5 separate regions of the Homo sapiens genome follow, and regions 1, 2, 3 and 4 are each linked to region 5. Evidence: chromatin contacts called from ENCODE Hi-C data. All regions are on one chromosome and are shown on one strand. The core of a region is the stretch at or near the end of the contact, and the rest is flanking DNA. Distances in the headings are between cores, read along the strand shown.

Region 1 (2,790 bases), core at 133-2,632, 2.2 Mb before region 5:
AAACACATAAATGATCAAAAGATACAGTGAATAGAAACAGGCCCTTTACCATTGTCTCAGTACCCGATTTAGAGGAAAAGGCCTGCCAGGTCAGAGGAGCACAAAACCTGGACTCAATGTATTTTTTTTAACAAAACTTTTTATTTTGAGATAACTGTGCACTCATGTGCAAAGTTATAGGAAGTAACACAGAGAGAGCCTGCCTATCCTTTACCCAGATTCCTCTAGTGATAACATCTCACAAAACTTTAGTACAATGCTAAAAACAAGATATTGACATTAACTTAATCCACTGAAATTGTTCAATTTTTTTTTGTTTTACTTGTGCTCATTTGTGTGCTGCATTTAGTTCTCTGCAATTTTATCACGTGTTTCAGGTATCTACCACAGTCAAGATAAGAATAAGTACATCATCACAAGGATTCTTCAGTTTTTTGGCCATTTTCTAATTAGTCTTTTGAACTATTGAGTTCTTAGAGTCCTTTCTATATCATAGATACAGTCACATACTGCATAATAATGTTTTGTTCAACAATGGACTACATATAGTGAGAGAATAGAGACAGACCCTCTCATATTGTTTTATACTCAGAAAAGGAAAGAGAAGTGAAACTAAAGGCAGGTAGCCCGGTGCCTAGGAACCAGACCCAAAACCAAGGAACCAGACCTGAAACCAGGCCTGGGCCTGCCTGACCTAAGCCTGGTGGTTAAAATTCAACCCCAGACCTAGCAACTGATGTTATCTATAGATTCCAGACATTGTATAGAAAGACATTGTGAAACTTCCTGGTCTGTTCTGTTTCACTCTGACCACCAGTGCATGCAGCCCCTGTCACGTACCTCTTGCTTGCTCAGTTGATCACGACCCTCTCTCACGGACCCCCATAGAGTTGTGAGCCCTTAAAAGGGACAAGAATTGCTCACTTGGGGAGCTTGGCTCTTGAGACAGGAGTCTTGCCAATGCTCCCGGCTGAATAAACCCCTTCCTTCTTTAACTCAGTGTCTGAGGAGTTTTGTCTGCAGCTGGCCCTGCTACATTTCTTGGTTCCCTGACCGGGAAGCAAGGTGATTGGCGAATGGTCGAGGCAGCTCCTTAGGTGACTTAAGCCTGCCCTGTGGAACATCCCTGCAGGGGACTCCAACCAGCCCAAGCCATGCGGATCCTGAGAGCACTCCCGGGTAGGCATTTGCCCAGTGAGACGCCTCACCAGAGCAGTGTGTGGCAGCCCCCTGTGGAGGATCAACGCAGTGGCTGAACACCGGGAAGGAACTGGTACTTGGAGTCTGGACATCTGAAACTTGGTAAGACTAGTCTTTGGAACTTGCCTACTCTGTTTGAGTGGAAGTGTGGTCTGATGACCCACGGTGTACCTTTATCGGCACTTTGGTTTGGTTTTGGTTTTGGTTTTGACTCGGTTTGAATTGCTTGACAGGACTGGTCTTGGGAACTTGCCCACTCCATTTGAGTGGAAGTGTGGCCTGATCACCCACAGCATGCCTTTATTGGCACTTTGGTTTTGGTTTTGGTTTTGACTTGGTTTGAATTGCTTGACAGGACCGGTGTTGGGAACTTGCCTACTCCATTTGAGTGGAAGCGTGGCCTGATCACCCACGGCGTGCCTTTATCAGCACTTTGGTTTTGGTTTTGGTTTTGACTTGGTTTGAATTGCTTGACAGGACCGGTCTTGGGAACTTGCCTACTCCATTTGAGTGGAAGCGTGGCCTGATCACCCACGGCGTGCCTTTATCGGCACTTTGGTTTTGGTTTTGACTTGGTTTGAATTGCTTGACAGGACCGGTCTTGGGAACTTGCCTACTCCATTTGAGTGGAAGCATGGCCTGATCACCCACGGTGTGCCTGTACCAGCACTTTGGTTTTTGTTTTTGACTTGACTTGGATTGCTTGATACTTTGGTTTTGATTTCTGGATACTCTGATTTTGGTTTTGATTTTGATTTGGTGTAAACTGCAAAAGTGTGTGTGTGCCCTTTTTACCCATTCTTTGTTTTGTGGTGTGTGTGTGGTGTGAGCGTGGTGTTTTGTCTCGAAGAAGCATGGGTCAGGCACAAATAAGCTCACCCTACTAGGAACTATGTTGAAAAATTTCAAAAAGGATTTAAAGGAGACTATGTAGTACTATGACACCAGGAAAACTTAAAACTTTGTGTAAAATAGACCAGCCAGCATTAGAGGTGGGTTGGCCATCAGAAGGAAGCCTGGACAGGTCCCTTGTTTCAAAGGTATGGCACAAGGTAACCTGTAAATCCCGGGCATCCAGACCAGTTCCCATACATAGACACTTGGTTACAGCTGGTTTTAGATCTCTCCACAGTGGTTCAAAGAACTGCATTATAAGCCAGGCAGAGAGAGACAGAGAGAGAGACAGAGAGGAGAAAGAGAGAGGCAGAGAAAGAGAGGAAGAGACAGAGCCAAAAGGAAAGTCAAAGAGAGAAAGACAAAGTCAAAGAGAGATATATACAAGTAGTTAAGAAAAAAAAAATGGTGTACCCTATTCCTTTAAAAGCCAAGGTAAATTTAAAACCTGTAATTGATAATTGAAGGTATTCTTCGTAAGCCTATAACACTCCAATACCACTTTGTTGTCAGTGTAAACAAGGGCATATCTCGAAAGCACTGAGGCCTTCCTATCAAAAATCCTTGACCCAGTAACCTGTGGATGGCCCAAATGCATTCAATTTGTAGTGGCAACTGCTTTGCTAACAGAAAAAAAGTAAGAAAAAAAAAAACTTTTAGAGGAAACCTCATTGTGAGCACACCTCACTAGTTCAG
Region 2 (2,700 bases), core at 152-2,651, 2.4 Mb after region 5:
TTTCAAGTATTACGGGCCAGCTCCTGGGTTCTAGATGCCAAGATTTGGTTATATGATTTTGGTCAAATTTCAGGAGTATATTCAGAGAACTTCAATGAAACCATGTTAGTTGGCCGGGGGTGTGGCTCATGCCTGTAATCCTAGCACTTCGGGAGGCTGAGGCAGGTGGATCACTTGAGGTGAGGAGCTCAAGACCAGCCTGGCCAACATGGTGAAACCCCGTGTCTACTAAAAATGCAAAAATTATGGCCGGGCATGGTGGCTCACGCCTGTAGCCCTAGCACTTTGGAATGCCGAGGTGGGCAGACTGCCTGAGCTCAGGAGTTCGAGACTAGCCTGGGCAACATGGTGAAAACCCGTCTCAACTAAAAATACAAAAAATTAGCCGGGCATGGTGGCACACGCCTCTAGTACCAGCTACTCGTGAGGCTGAGGCATGAGAATCGTTTGAGCCCAGGAGGTGGAGGTTGCAGTGAACCATGATCGTGCCACTGCACTCCAGCCTGGGCAATAGAGTGAGATACTGTTTCAAAAAAAAAATTAGTGGGGCGTGGTGGCACAAGCCTGTAATCCCAGGTACTCAGGAGGCTGAGGCAGGAGAATCACTTGAACCTGGGAGGCAGAGGTTGCAGTAAGCCGAGATTGGACCACTGCATTCCAGCCTGAAAGACAGAGCAAGACTGTCTCAAAAACAACATAAAACAAAAAACAAAAAAAAAGAAGAAAAGAAGGAAAACAAGAAACCACGTTAGTTGTTCTGTCATTTTTAGTTAATTTTTTCATTCTCACCTTATGTTGCTAATTCGACATAAAACTAATTTGAGAAAGGATAAAATAAGCTTCAAGCTATAACTGAAGCTTTATTTGCAAATAGTAAGCCAACATATCCAATAGTTCAGACGCTGTGACAATGTATCAGGATTCTAGGATCACCAGGCTGCCTTCACTTTGCATCTGAAACCCGGAGTGAGTGAACAGCAGCAGGGCCCTCCACTGAGAACACAAACACACCTGTGCTTCCTATTTATAGTCACCTGCTGACTAATAATACCCCCACAATGACTTTCCCGTCAAACTTCTTTACTGTAATGTTTTAACCTATGAAATTCCCACTGTAACATAAATGTGTTTATCCCAATCTGTCTGTAACTGGGTGTAAACTGGGAGGTGCTGGAACCAGTTCGCATCAGCTTGCAAGAGCTGGGTAGCATCTCTTCCCAAAGTATGTTCAATGATGTTACACTTTTGGTTTAAAATCAGCATGGTAAAAATATTTACACCACAGAAAATGGCAAACGCTACAAATCAGGGCTTCCTAGACCCCACCTCCACCAGAGCTGAGCTTTAAACATTGACCGGCACAGCACTGGATACATACATCTGTTATTGCTTAACACAAGAAACTTCATCCACACTCCTTCCTGTTCTAGATTGAGTGCACCTGGTGAAAACCACAAGGATGCTTGTCCATGAAGATTTAAAGGTACAGAGTTCACTTAGAGATTAGCAACGGGGACATATTCTATATCCTCACCCCATAAGGTATGCAGGAGGAGAAATTATGCCAAAGTATGCTAGAATCCATGTAACTGCTTTCAGTGTCCAGGATAAGAAATCAAACATCCTCTGAGCTATGACTGTGTCTTAGTCAGTGTCAGGTTCTAACTGAGGTCTGAGGGGAGTCAGTGGGTGAGTGGTGGGTAGCTGGAAAAACACTCGAGGAATCGTAGACAGTTTCGACATGGCTTTACTCTCCCTCTGGGCACGAGTGAGCCCAGGTGCAAGCTGTATGTACAGCATCAGTAGGGTAATTATACCTTGTACAGACAATAGTGGGTCCGAGCCAAGCACAAGCTCATGTGGGTGATCACCTAATGCGCCTCACATGGTGTGATTACATAATGTGTGGAGTTGTGCTCCTGTGCTCCAAACTTGCTCAGTCATGCTGGACTGGATATCTACCTTGGCCTATTCTTTTTTTTTTTTTTTTTTTTTTTTTTGAGACGGAGTCTCGCTCTGTCGCCCAGGCCGGACTGCGGACTGCAGTGGCGCAATCTCGGCTCACTGCAAGCTCCGCTTCCCGGGTTCACGCCATTCTCCTGCCTCAGCCTCCCGAGTAGCTGGGACTACAGGCGCCCGCCACCGCGCCCGGCTAATTTTTTGTATTTTTAGTAGAGACGGGGTTTCACCTTGTTAGCCAGGATGGTCTCGATCTCCTGACCTCATGATCCACCCGCCTCGGCCTCCCAAAGTGCTGGGATTACAGGCGTGAGCCACCGTGCCCGGCCTTTGGCCTATTCTTGACTGCAGCAAATCCATTTTCCTTACACTCCACCCCCTAGGCTGAGCGAGACATAGGCTTTGGACACACAGGTCTGACATATAGGCCTTACATTCCACCCTGTAGGCCAAGGGAGTTCTAGTGGGAGACATGCCTGCAGGGCAGAACCCTGGATCCAGAGGCCACAGCAGTACTACAGGGAGCAACAACTCCAGGTTATGGCGGGCAACCACCCCAAGGTGACGTTACCCCAATGCTGCTTTATACATTAAGCCAGGTTTTTATTTTCCTACCTTTAGGGGCATTGGGGCAGGCAACAACAGGTTACCTTTTGTCCCCACACGTGGTTGGAGAAGGTCATCCTTCCTCCTTCAGGTCTTTCCCTATGGCTTGGCCCCACATGGAATGGTGACTAACTA
Region 3 (2,700 bases), core at 57-2,556, 2.8 Mb before region 5:
ATAAGAATTTTTTTGAGAAAACTGCACACATAATGCATTTTAATCAAGGTAAACCATATAATACATTTTAATCAAAAGACATAGCTTGATAATATTACTATATTCTATTGATTGTTCTATTTCTTTCTTTCTCGTTCTGTTTCTCCTTTCTGTTTTTACCACCATGGTTATTCACAGACTTATATACTTCAGGAAAAAAAAAGTGAGAAATGTGTTTTGTTTTTTCTTTTTTTTTTTTTGTTTTTTTTTTTGTTTTTTTTGAGACGGAGTCTCGCTGTGTCACCCAGGCTGGACTGCAGTGGCGTGATCTCGGCTCACTGCAAGCTCCACCTCCCAGGTTCACACCATTCTCCTGCCTCAGCCTCCCGAGTAGCTGGGACTACAGGCACTCGCCACCACGCCCGGCTAACTTTTTGTATTTTTAGTAGAGACCGGGTTTCACCATGTTAGCCAGGATGGTCTCGATATCCTGACCTCGTGATCTGCCCAATTCAGCCTCCCAAAGTGCTGGGATTACAGGCGTGAGCCACCACGCCCGGCCTTGTTTTTTCTTTTAATTTGAGGTGGAAGGAACCAGCACAGGGTTGTTGGTTTTTTTATCTGCCAAGTACGGGCTTTTTTTCCCGTAGAAATGAAAAACTATATCTACTTGCATTAGCTTCATTTCATTAAAACATTGATCACACGTTAATAATTTGTGATCAAATTCATTTACGTATAAACAACCAATATCAGATCCTTTCATATTTTGATTAGCAGTATGAATTACAGAGCGGAATGATAACAAGTCAGAGAAGAAAAAAGCCCTGATGAGTCAAAAATGTAATGGAAAATAGAGGTTGGAGATGGCAAAATCTTTCCTTATTTCACAATTTTCTCTGGGGCCAGCCCAATTTACCTTTCACAACAATGCAATAACAAAGCAGCAAGGTGTATCTCTGCCTTGCACAAAGTGGATATGGTGAATGAGAACACCATCAAGAATCATAAAATGATGTGGGCATACCTGGAAAGTAACGTGGAGGTGTAACCACGGCGGGGGGGAGTTCTGCTAAGAAAGGAAAGGTGAGAAAACACTTGGGAGAAAATGGCTTTTGAAAATGTGAATTGAAAAGAGAAGGAGCTCAAAGCCAAGAAACTGACACTGACAGCGCGAGATGATTGAAGTGCAGATTAGGATTGAGTTGGGGCGTTGAAAAATAAAGTACAGATCTGAAAAATCTTGGAGAGAAAAAAATAACAAAGCTTAGTAAGAGCTCCTTGAGCAGGCCTGGGGAGAGAGATGTCAGTGATGACTCAGATGTCAGGAGTGGCAAGGCAGGCCAGCTGCAGGACTGCCAGTGACAGGAGGAAGTAGGAGAGGAAATGATGCATGCGATAGCTAAGAAACACTATAAATGGCTACATATCTGTGGTTTCTCCAGCAAAAATGCATGTGCAAAACGTTCTGTATTCAGTACCCTAGTTAAAATATAACTGTGGGGAGAGCAACAGATTAACTACACAAACTGTTGCTTTAAGATAGCATGCCTAGGAATGTGCATGGGAAAAAAATACTGAGGCAAAATAAAATTCAATTGTGGTTAGCTCTAGAGTAGTATTATATTAATAATATAAGTGACTTTTGCCTCCTCTTTTGTGCTGCTATTTTTCTAAATTTTCTCTATTGAGAATGTTGTCTTGTAGGGCAAAGTTTTGAAAGTTCCTAAGTGAACATGTTAGAATGCTGTGTGTTAGTTTGTAAATTTCATGGAAACACATACACACCAGAACGCATCCACCAACATTAGGTGTCATGGAGCCTGCGGCACACAGAGGGTCCTCCAAAACAGCATTAATATATCCGTAGAAGTCCATGGGAATCATCGTAGTTGGCCATCTGGTGACTTTCACGTGTTTAGCATATAATCAGAAGTACACAGATTGACCATACTTTACCCAAATCATGAAAGCCAAGAAATTTGTCTAATAAATAAATTACTTAACCCGAAGCCTAATACTACCCCAAGGAATTTTTCAGTAAGATCTGTGAAATGCCCTCTAGAATCAGAGAAGATATCAGCACTAAGATATTTGAGTATTAAATACAGTGTTTCATGATCCTAGAAAAGTGGAATGGGTACTTCCAAAGTAAACTGGGCAAATCCAATATGCAAGGTCACTGAAATAGAGAAACGTCATTACTGCTTTCTCAGACTCCGGCGGTGGACACTGGACACAGCGTAGTAATTAACAGGACAGCCTCTGGAACCAGGCTGCCAGGGTTTCAAAGCAGCTCCACCACATTCCTAGCATGTCACCTTGAGCAAGTTTTCTTCACTTTTGGGCCTCGGTTTCCCCAACTATAAAATAGAGACCATAACTATACCTACTCTCATAGAATCATGAAATATAGGGCTGGGCACAGTGGCTCACATGTGTAATCCCAGTACTTTGGGAGACCGAGGTGGGCGGATCAATTGAGGTCAAGAGTTCAAGACCAGCCTGGCCAACATGGTAAAAACTCATCTCTACTAAAAATGCAAAAATTAGCCAGGCATGGTGGCAGGCACCTGTAATCCCAGCTACTTGGGAGGCTGAGCTAGGAGAATCACTTAAACCTGGGAGCCAGGGGTTGCAGTGAGCTGAGATCACACCACTGCACTCCACCCTGGGCCAACAGAGCAAGACTCCGTCTAAAAAAAAAAAATTGTGAAATAT
Region 4 (2,852 bases), core at 245-2,744, 2.5 Mb after region 5:
TCCCAACAAGCTTTCCACACCAAATGCCTCCAATTCACCAGCCAGTTAGGTTAGTAGATAAGACATAGACTCTGCTGCAACACAACCTGAGTTTGAAGCCAGGCCTTGCCACTGCATGACCTCAAGTGAATCACTCAACTTTTCTCTATGCCTAGTTTCCTCGTCCATAAAATAATAGTATCTGCCTAACAAAGATGTTAGGAGAACTGAGAATTAAATGAGCCAATACATGTAAAGTACATGTAATGACTGGCACATATGAAAGCACACAGTCCGTGGGTCTCTGCCAGTCACCAAAATGCCAACTTCTTTTTCTCATGTGATACCAGGACATTTACAAACACAAATTACTCTCTACCTATCACATATTCATTCATGAAGGGAAGGCGAGAAATGCCAACTGTGTGACACTGAGCTAGGTACTGAAATAAACAGACCCAAGAATGTGGTGAGACATAAGATTAGAAAAGCAGGTAACTCATTTAGAACCATGTCTAATATTTCACTTGATCTTGAAACATAAGAGCCACTGAAGGAATTTAAGCGTTGGAGAAACATATCATACTTTTAAAACTTACTCTGACCCCAGAATAGAAAATGGATTGTGGAGGCAAGATTGAAAGGAAAGCAGTTAGAAGATTGTTGTACAAATACATGTAAGAAATTCTACAGTGATCTAAGAGCAATGGAGATAGAGAAAGGAATATTTAAGAGACTTTACTTTAAAAGATATTACAGTCAGACCTTCATATCCTTGGGTTCTGCATCCATGGATTAGACCAAACACAAATTGAAAATATTTGAAAAAATTTACAAATAAGTATTTAACTACTATTTACATAGTATTTGGTATCTAGATTACTTATAATCTAGATTCCTTTTCATGTAATGGTAATTTAAAAAAGTAATCTACAGATGATGTAGAAGTATACAGGAAGATATGCATAGGTTATATGCAAATACGATGACATTTTATATCAGGGATTTAAGCATCAGCAGATGCTTGATGGAGGGGGGTACCAGAGCCGAAACCCAAGGAAACAAGGGACAAGTGTACAAGGTAAAATCATGAATCCTTGATATCTGAATGAACAGAGGAGATGAGAGAAAGGACAGTCCTCAGATTTTCTGCCAAGAAAGAAAGGGTAGATGGTGATGCCATGAACAAACAGGAAATACCTTCCAGGAAACTAAGAGAAGTCTGCTGGTCAGAATCTTATTTCTCTTACTCCTTTCATTCAGCACAAAATTACAACAGTCCATAAAGGAACTCTGCTTCCTCCTCCTAAGCAGAAACTGTCACCAAAAATTTTATTTTATGAAAGACTGCCTAGATACGATCTTGGATCTTCAGAGTTTTTCAGGTTAAATTATAGCATGTTCTTGGCACTGAGGACACAAAGGTGAGTGACAGACTGTTTTTAGATAGCTTTCATTCTAACAGATGTGATGAACAGTACGATAAGATGAAACGAAAAAAAGAGACAGAGAAATTAAGATAAGTTTCTAGGAGACCACAACCACTGTGACTGCAGCTGAACAAGTACTATAGTACCGGAAATGAGTAAGAAGGAACAGACATGAGAGTCAATACATTAATAGAACATGGAGATTAATTAAATCTTAGGAAGGCAAAACATAGGAACCTCAATGACTGCTATGACTCTAACCTAGACACTGTTCATGAATATAGACACATTTGGTCAGAGATTCCTTTAAGACATACAGATAGAGGCCGGCTACAGTGGCTCATGCCTGTAATCCCATCACCTTGGGAGACTGAGGTGGGCAGATCACCTGAGCCCAGGAGTTCAAGACCAGCCTGGGCAACACGGAGAAACTGTCTCTACAAAAAAAAAAAAAAAAAAAAAAACCACAAAAAAATTAGCTGGGCATAGTGGTACACGCCTGTAGTCCTAGGTACTCGGGAGGCTGAGGAAGATGGATTGCTTGAGCCCGGGAGGCGGAGGTTGCAGTGAGCCAAGATCATGCCACTGTACTCCACCCTGAGCGGCAGAGCAAGACCCTGTCTCAAAAAATCAAATAAACAAAAAACAACCCAGACATACAGATAGAAATCCATAGAAAACAGTTGGATAATCAGGTTTACAGGAATGTTTACCAACATTAAAACACATGAAGCAATTCAAGACCTAGATTGCTTATCGAAAATGAAGAATGAGAAGGCAGCCAATGAAGGAACTCTTAATACTCAATAGAGAGGGAGGCTGAAAACAAGTATTTACCTTCCTCATAGAATCCTTACATAGAATTGAGATTCACATATCATACAGTTGGAGAGCCATATGTTAGAGGTCATTTGGTCTTGTCCATCATTTTACAGATGAAAATTTAAGTGAGATTCCAAAGTTCACATGGCTGATTAGTGGAGTTCTCGCTCTGGTGTTCTCTAGGTTGCTTCCACGGCACCCTCCCCTTTCCACTCTCTGTCCTCTAAATCTCAGGACCTCATGGAAGTGGTATTCCCAAGGTAACTGAAGCAGGGTGATTTTGAAGTTGAATGTATACAAAAACTGCCAACAAAGTGCCTCTAAATGTAAATATACACACACATACTGATTTATTTATTTTTCTTGGGGGACAGAGTCTCGTTCTGTTGCCCAGGCTGGAGTGCAGTAGCGTGATCTTGGCTCACTGCAACCTCTGCCTCCCGGGTTCAAGCAATTCTCCTGCCTCAGCCTCCCCAGTAGCTGGGACTACAGGCACACGCCATCACGCCCAGCTAATTGTTTTGTATTTTAGTAGACATGGGGTTTCGCTGTGTTGCCCAGGCTGGTCTTGAACTCCTGAGCTCAAGCAATCCACCCACCTCAGCCTCCCAAAGTGCTGGG
Region 5 (2,700 bases), core at 147-2,646:
GTTTTAGTAGGAAAGTAAAAAAATAAGTAAACAATAATAGTACTTTAATTTACTGATAAAAGGCAATATAAAAACAAAACAGGTTAATGAGAAAAAGAATGACTGGAGGAAGCAAAATGATAAGGCAGGGAAGACATTGCTAAACAAGTGAGCTTTGGGCCCTAAGACCTGAATGCCAGAAAGAAACCAGTTACATGTAGATCTGGGAAGATGTCTGAAGCAGAAGAGGAGCAAGTGCAAAGGCCCTGAGGTGAGGATGAGCTGACTGTTCACTAAGCAGAAAGAAGATCTACCTGGTGGAATGTGGAGCAGCAGAGCAGCACCATGGGAGAGAGTGGTAGTTGACAAGTGGGGGCAGGGATCAGATCTTGAGGATATTGTGGGGCATGGTGGGGATTTATATCTGATTATAAAAGCCACAGAATTTAACTGTTGCCTTTCAAGCTATAGGATGACATGATCTGATTTACAGTTTTACAGGTTTACCTTGGCAACTATTTGGAGAAGACGGAAAGAGGCAGGAATGGAAGTGAGGAGAACAATTTGGAGACTGCAGTCATCCAAAGAAATAGCAGCAGCTTGAGCATATGTGGTAATGGCAGAGATGGAGAGACACAGACAGATCTGACCGGTAGAACCACTAAGATTTACACTTAGATTAAACAGAGGGAGTGAAGACACCCATTACTATGGTTTGGGGTTGGAACCAAGGGTAAGAAAGTTCATGTTCAGGGCAGAAGCATATGTATGGTTCACAGATAGGAGAGTGAGGGATAAAGCTCCTTGAAGCATCTTGGAGCCACATCTTAAAGATTTAGTTCATAAAACAAAGAATTCACTCATATCCGGCCATAAACACCATGTTCAGTCATAAAGGAAAAGTCACTGAAGAGAAGAAAAGTTGTCACACTCTGTTAAAATTTCCTTGGACAAGATAGCAACTTTCACATCTATCTCTGTTTTATGTTAGCACCTTAGGCATGAAGAAAATCACAATGAAATAAAAACTACTGAAGTTTTTCTCCTCTAAGTGGGGGAAAAAACCATCCAACCACATTTTCAGATGTGCAATCTTAGACATAAATATTTCAAACAGCATTTTAGGAGGAGGGAAGCAACAATTTTTCAACTCTTTTTCCTTTAATAAACTGCCTTCCCATCCCACCAACAGATTACCCCAGAAAAAAAGGAAACATTCTTAATTCCTGAGTAAATATATGGTTCCAGTAAATTCATTAATTTCTCAGGACTGGAGCTCCTTTTTTAAAAAAATATTTGCCCTGGCACCAAAAAAAAAAGTGATAATATTAGCTTCCCTTTTGTGCAGTCATGTGTTAAAATGCAAAAACAAGTGTCCCCTTCACCAGACCCTAACTAATTAAAAGAACTGTGATCATTCTAAAAGTAACAAAAGGGCTCACACTTTTACATAGACTTTTAATTTCATCTCAAAGAACCTTATGGGGACAGGAGCCATGCACCAATTCTTAATAAACAATTTTGAAAAGTATACTTGCAGCATAGGAAGCTAATTATAACACAGAGAAACCAAAAACATCTGTTTCGATTTTAAACTAAAGTCTATGCTGAACTAATACCTTTAATCTGTAGGAGAGATGATTAAAAATGAAACAAGTGAAGATTCAACAAAAATATTTTTCAGTCACCTTCTCTTAGCACTTAAAAGCTTACGTTCATACTTTATGTGCCCCTAGAAGGTTCTGTCTTTCCAAATTTTCTGGAAAAAACACACATCCACAAGCCCATGTGATACATGATGCATATTTTAGCAGAAACTTCTATACTCATAAATTCTGATGAGTAGATTTTATGTTTCCAATATATCTGTTTTATTCACTTTCCAACTTTAGCCACACTACATCTTCCTCTTTCAGGTTATTATTTTAAAAAAAAATACTCAAATGCGAGAATTCACATTAGCACTAGTGGAAAGGCTTACTATGTTATTTAGGAGTTAGGGAAATTTTTATCTCAAGGACTGTGTTTCATAGCTATTCTCATTTCTATTCACCAATTTCCTTCAATACAAAATTTTGTTAATTCTGACAGGATACAAACCTCTGTGCCCCAGCTTTCCCATCTCCTAACACTTAAAAATAATACATAAGCCTTGGTGGAACTCTAGCTAGTCTTGAGTGTGATGGCTTCTTCAATTATGGGATTTTATGAGCATGCATTATGGATTCAGATATGGCAATCAGCCTCTTAACAAAACATAGAATAATCTTGTACCTGTTAGAAGAGTTTCGGGACTCTTAAAAAACTTTGGTTAGAATTATTGCCTGTTAAAGTTTGAAGAGACCATAACCTAGCCCACAGAAAATACACATGAGAAAACCATGTCTTGGAAGGTTCGAGAGCTTACTCAAGGTCACACCGCTATTTGGATCTGATTTCAGGAAATGTACATGCAATCACATACAGCTTGCTTGATTAGAAATGTTTCCGATTATCTCATTGATTTCTTTAGCTCAGCTACACTCTAAAAACTCTGATTCTAATCAGAGAATTGCAAAGTAAATCATGAGAAACCTATGACTAAAATGAATAAAAAGCTGTAAACATCAAATGTTGACAAGGACTTTGAGCAGCACAAACTCTGATACACTGGCTGTACTCATATCTGGTACAACCACTTTAGGACACTGTTTAGCTGTTATCCACAAAAGCTGAACATAA

Evidence for each region. Hi-C counts contacts between places; a loop is a spot of excess contacts on that map. Pooled maps may share reads with other maps.
Region 1: a loop to region 5 is called in a map with no recorded cell type, with 8 times the contacts of the local background. The contact joins two enhancer-like sites. A Hi-C loop is called at or near these places in 3 of 37 single-sample maps with no recorded cell type and 3 of 50 pooled maps.
Region 2: a map with no recorded cell type shows a loop between it and region 5 (8-fold over the local background). The contact joins two enhancer-like sites. A Hi-C loop is called at or near these places in 3 of 37 single-sample maps with no recorded cell type and 4 of 50 pooled maps.
Region 3: a loop to region 5 is called in a map with no recorded cell type, with 7 times the contacts of the local background. The contact joins two enhancer-like sites. A Hi-C loop is called at or near these places in 2 of 37 single-sample maps with no recorded cell type and 2 of 50 pooled maps.
Region 4: a loop to region 5 is called in a map with no recorded cell type, with 7 times the contacts of the local background. The contact joins two enhancer-like sites. A Hi-C loop is called at or near these places in 3 of 37 single-sample maps with no recorded cell type and 2 of 50 pooled maps.

The regions. Positions count from the first base shown.
Region 1 is chr6:130,259,574-130,262,363 of GRCh38, forward strand. It overlaps a transcript of SAMD3 not described here. Among named protein-coding and RNA genes, the nearest start is that of SAMD3, 38 kb to the left of the region's middle. RefSeq lists enhancers at 790-929, 1,150-1,269. Within about 2 kb of position 1,383, at least 5 of the 41 ENCODE cell types and tissues checked have a DNase peak (open chromatin) inside an H3K27ac peak, as active enhancers do.
Region 2 is chr6:134,869,755-134,872,454 of GRCh38, forward strand. All of the region lies in intron 2 of LOC101928277 (a long non-coding RNA gene), which reads right to left. Among named protein-coding and RNA genes, the nearest start is that of ALDH8A1, 79 kb to the right of the region's middle. Within about 2 kb of position 1,402, at least 3 of the 41 ENCODE cell types and tissues checked have a DNase peak (open chromatin) inside an H3K27ac peak, as active enhancers do.
Region 3 is chr6:129,682,830-129,685,529 of GRCh38, forward strand. All of the region lies in intron 1 of ARHGAP18 (Rho GTPase activating protein 18), which reads right to left. Among named protein-coding and RNA genes, the nearest start is that of ARHGAP18, 26 kb to the right of the region's middle. RefSeq lists an enhancer at 1,215-1,509. Within about 2 kb of position 1,307, at least 35 of the 41 ENCODE cell types and tissues checked have a DNase peak (open chromatin) inside an H3K27ac peak, as active enhancers do.
Region 4 is chr6:135,013,002-135,015,853 of GRCh38, forward strand. The region is part of intron 4 of HBS1L (HBS1 like translational GTPase); the gene reads right to left. Among named protein-coding and RNA genes, the nearest start is that of MIR3662, 35 kb to the left of the region's middle. Within about 2 kb of position 1,495, at least 3 of the 41 ENCODE cell types and tissues checked have a DNase peak (open chromatin) inside an H3K27ac peak, as active enhancers do.
Region 5 is chr6:132,494,360-132,497,059 of GRCh38, forward strand. All of the region lies in intron 2 of STX7 (syntaxin 7), which reads right to left. Among named protein-coding and RNA genes, the nearest start is that of STX7, 17 kb to the right of the region's middle. Within about 2 kb of position 1,397, at least 3 of the 41 ENCODE cell types and tissues checked have a DNase peak (open chromatin) inside an H3K27ac peak, as active enhancers do.